2 separate regions of the Homo sapiens genome follow, and region 2 is linked to region 1. A link is an interaction called in ENCODE POLR2A ChIA-PET data of the cell type or tissue named here. Cell type or tissue: GM12878. All regions are shown on one strand.

Region 1 (2,500 bases):
GCATTGTAGCATTAAAAACAATCTAGGAAGTTCTTTCTCTACCTAACTCAGATACTTGGCAATTTTTCCAAGTATATTCTGTATGTGACTGTTTTCCTGCCTCTGTATCCTGAAACAGACTAAAAAGTGTTTTTCAGATTATCCCTAAACTGGCATTGAACCTCAACAAATCACTGAGGTGTCTGTCTCTATCCTTCCTGTATTAATAAGAGCACCTGCTCTGACCCAGACATTCTGCATATATTGTTTCATTTAATTTTTCTCATAATACGAGCATGTGCCAGGATTATAACTCCTATATCTGAGACAACAATACTGACTTTCATAAAAGACTACTAAAATTAAAAATAATTTTCCAATTAGACAAGGGGAGAGATACTGATGATGAACTAATGAAGATACTTACGAAGAAGTGAAGGAAAACAGCTATTTCTTTACCTATATTTAATTTCAATTGGTTCTGGAACTTTTATGTTGAAGCTGAACCTTTTGCCAGGAATTTAAGAAACAAAACACACTTGTATTTCACTATTAGATATCTATGCACTTCAGGTAACCACATCAAAAGTCTTACGCCATATGAAAGGACCAGATATAATAGAATACAATCAAAATTTAATTTTATATTCCATAGTCACAGATCTTTAGCTCCAGTCTGATGGATCCCTTTAATGAACATTTTACTTCCTATACTCCATCTCAGTATCTGCTTCTGAAAATTCAATTAGTCAAAATGGGTAACGAGCCAATGATTACAGAACTGACTTGTCCAGCTCTTAGCAAGTACTTCCCTTTAATCAGTGTGAAAAACAGATCTCTAAAACCTCCCCTATTATTGAGATATAATTAACATACTGTATAGTTAACTCATTTCTAGTGTTCAATTCTATGATTTTCAGTAAATTCATAGAACCACAATCAATTCACAGAATTACAATCAATTTTAGATCAGTGCCATCATCCCAAAAGAAACTTCGGACTCTTTAGTTATCATTCCCCTACTTCCCCCATCCCCAACTCCTGGGCAATCATGAATCTACTTTCTATATAAGATTGACCTCTTCTGGACTTTTCATATATATGAAATAATACAGTAACACAGTCTTTTGTGACTGGCTTCTTTCACTAAGCATAATGTTTTATACAGTCATCCAAGTTAAGCATGGTTCTTCATTCATTTTTATTGCTGAGCAATATTTCATTGTATGGATGGATACACCCCATTTTTTAATCCATTCATCAGTTGATTAACATTTGGGGTGTTTCTACTTTCTGGCTATTATGAATAATGATGCTATGAATTTGTACAAGTTTTGTGTGAATGTATTTTTTCATTTCTTTGGGGAATATATTAGTTGGTGCAAAAGCAATTGTGGTTTTGCCATTACTTTTAATGGTAGAAACCACAATTACTTTTGCACCAACTTAATACATAGGCGTGAAATTGCTAGGTCATATAGCAACTCTGTGTTTAACTTTTTGGGGAACTGCCAGGCCGTTTTCCACAGCAACTAAGCCATTTTACATTCCCACTAGCAGAAGATGAGGGTTTCAATTTCTCTACATCAACAGCAACTTTTTCTACAGCAACTGTGTCATTTAACATCCCCACTAGCAGTGTATGAGGGTTTCAATTTCTCTACATCCTCATCAATGCTTGCTATTTTCTGTCTTTTTGATTATGACATCTTAGTGGATATGAAGTGGTATCTCATTGTGGTTTATATTTTCATGACACTGATCGCTACTGATGTTGACCATCTTTTCATGTGTCTAATGGTTTATATATATATATATATATATATATATATATATATATATATATAAAGGTCTCTATATTTATAACTCTGTACATATATAGATCTTCTTTGGGCAAATGTCTGTTCAAATTGCTTGCCCATTTTTAATTGGCTTGTATTTTATTTCAAGTTTTCTATTTTCCTAACCACTAGATTACTGGGGATAAATTGTCCTTTTATTATTGAGTTGTATGGACCATTTGTATATTCTAGATGCTTTTCTAACATACATGATTTGTAAACATTTTCACCCTTCTGTGGGTTGTCTTTACTTCCTTGAGGGTGTCCTTTGAAGTATAAAACTTTTTAATTTTGTTGATGGCCAAGATACCTATTATTTTTTCTTGTCACTTGTGGTTTTGGTGCCCTGTCTAGGAAACCATTGCCTAATCCAATGTCAGGAAGATTAATGTCTATGTTTTCTTCTATGAATTTTTATAGTTTTGGTTCTCACCATGGTCTTTGATCCATTTTGAGTTAATTTGTGTATATTTTGTAAAGTAGGAGTCCAACTTCATTCTTTTCCTTGTGTATATCTATTTGTTCCACTGCTGATTACTGAAAAGATTGCTGTTTCCCTGTGGAATTGTCTTGGCATCTTTTTGAAAGGTCCCTGGTTCTTACTGAATATTTTTTCCTGGGCCATGGTGTTATCACTGGGAAGCTTACCTTAAAAAAAAAAAAAAAGGAAAAAAAAGAAA
Region 2 (2,500 bases), 150 kb before region 1:
TTCCTCTATCTTTTACCCTTTTCCCTGGTCATCATCATATTCCCATAAGATCCAAAGTGTTCTTTTTTTATTTTTATTTTTTGCCTTTTCAGTCCTCCTTATAAGAGAATTAAAATAATATTAATAGTTTGCATGGCCGGGCGTGGTGGCTCACGAATGTAATCCTAGCACTTACGGAGGCCGAGGCGGGCGGATCACCTGAGGTCGGGAGTTGGAGACCAGCCTGGCCAACATGGAGAAACCCCGTGGAGAAACCCCATCTCTACTAAAAATACAAAATTAGCCAGGCGTGGAGGCGCATGCCTGTAATCCCAGCTACTCGGGAGGCTGAGGCAGGAGAATCGCTTGAACCTGGGAGGCGGAGGTTGTGGTGAGCTGAGATCGCCCCATTGCACTCCAGCCTGGGCAACAAGAGCAAAAACTCCGTCTCAAAAAAAAAAAAAAAAAAATTGCTTGCATTAGGGTTTTTGTTTTTGTTTTTGTTTTTGTTTTTTTGCCTAATATTAAACCTAATGGCAAAAACTGCAATTACTTTTGCGCCAACCTAATAATAACTGTAATAACTCTAGCTCACCTTCCTCAATCAAAATTAGCTAGAAAAATCATATTCTCCCTTCCTGACTAAACGGAGTAACTGAAATATCTCATGCATATGGCTGGCAAATGGCTTTGACTCTCATTTTGTCTCAGATCCTGTGGCTTGCCACTTCTTCATAGACTATAATCCATTCCTTTTCTATGAATAATTTTTTACTGAGATGGCTTGGCCTCACATATGTTGACATGTATATTAGGATGACATGGAGCTTTGCTATTCTTGAATTTTGCAGAGCTAAATGTAGGCTCCCATTCTAAATGTGATGTTACTAAGAAGGTAGGTATCTTCCTTTATCAGGTGTGGCCCCTTCATGTGCTTTTCCTACCATTTAATAGAGACCCAGAGACACAGTTCTTTGACACCACCTTTCCTTTATCTTCTTGTGTCCAAGCCTTTTTTACAAGTCACTATCAACTGGGTCAGAAGACAATCTGAGTGACACACGCACACAAAAGTACTCAAAATTGCCTCTCCCTTTCAACCGTTTTTTCCATTGTTTGTACCAGACTTCTGAAATTTTCTCCCTCCGCCTGAGTTCCTGCTTTATTAGGTAAACCTTTCCGAGGGGCTAAGTGGTAGTAAAATCAGCCCAGTTGTCCCATAGAGCTGATGTTTATGGTTCATTCTGAATAAACATAGAAATTTACCTTCCAAGTCTTAAAACTTGAGAAAGTTGCATTTGTCTTTTTAGAGTTCCTATCAGGCCTTCTAGAGAGTATCAAGGAACTGAAACTTACCAGATCACTGCATCTAGACAATGAGACAGCAGATGGCTCACCTGTTTTTACTGCCTAAACAACCACCTGCTTGCTATTGACCAACTCCTCTCTTCCTTACCACTTCCTAATTCTTGTTTTCCCCACATGTAATTACATTTCTTTCCTGATATATGAACCTCTCATTTTAGTTGTTAGAGAAGACGTACTTGAGACTGATCTCTTGTTCTCCTCAGCTGCAGCACCCAATTAAAGCCCTCTTATCTAGAGATACTCTTTGACTTAGTGATTGGCATTGTGTGTACTGAGTAGCAGGACCTAGAATGAACCCCTGGCATTTCTGTAACAGCAGCTCTTATTGATTTATTAATTAGAGGTATTTTTCCTGAAGGTCTCATCTTGAGTGCTGGTGAATCTGGTTGTTTCTATGCAACTCCTTGATGGAAAAAAAAAAAAAAAACCTAATGACATGCCTGAAAATTGAGTTTTAACATTTTTATTCTTTTCAATTAATTCAGTAAGTGGGCAGTTCTATTATTGGGATAAGTATTAGATACATCTGATTATGCTATGGTTATAAAGCTTGAGTGATTTCTGTGTGAAACTCTCACAGCGCAGACATTGCTAAAATATGAACCAGGCCACTTTGCCAATTATTGAACTATTTCCATGAGCTTTATGTAAAACTAATAGATAAAATTCCATGATTTTAAATTGTCTATCATACCATGTAAAATAAAATAAAATTATTTTAAATTCAAATAATATTGTAAGTAAAAAAACACACTATTTTATAAGCCCTTATCATTTATACTGTTTTTGACCATCACCTTTAAAAGAATAACTGTAGGCCAGCCTTATTATTCTTCATATTGCTAATAAGAAAACATGGGACACAGAGAAGTTAAAGGAGACACCTCAGATCACATAGAAATTTAATGGCAGAACTAGAACGGAGACTAGTGTTTCTGAATTTCTAGCGTCTTCATTTTTGGTCTATGGAGGGGTGCTGTTTCTTATTAAAAAGGACAACATAGTTATCCCATTTATTAATTAGCCTGCTATAACTTACATTCTAACAGATTCAATTTGGAATTTCTCATGGATTAAATAAAAAATGTTACTTAACATAATTTAAATTATCTATTAGCAACTTTGAGGGTGTTGTTTCCTCAAGTCCACAAAG

What was found. Peaks named below come from ENCODE experiments on the same cell type or tissue, not always from the same donor. Only the 100,000 strongest peaks of a DNase experiment are listed, where the experiment ranks them.
Region 2: POLR2A ChIA-PET joins it to region 1 with 5 read pairs; 1 of 35 experiments calls an interaction of 5 or more read pairs at or near these places.

The regions. Positions count from the first base shown.
Region 1 is chr10:56,480,821-56,483,320 of GRCh38, reverse strand. No RefSeq gene overlaps it. Among named protein-coding and RNA genes, the nearest start is that of ZWINT, 120 kb to the right of the region's middle. In GM12878, no CTCF peak of the experiment used is centred here; a DNase peak (open chromatin) is centred at 1,470.
Region 2 is chr10:56,633,162-56,635,661 of GRCh38, reverse strand. No RefSeq gene overlaps it. Among named protein-coding and RNA genes, the nearest start is that of ZWINT, 270 kb to the right of the region's middle. In GM12878, no CTCF peak of the experiment used is centred here; a DNase peak (open chromatin) is centred at 1,411; H3K4me3 peaks cover 492 bases; H3K27ac peaks cover 710 bases.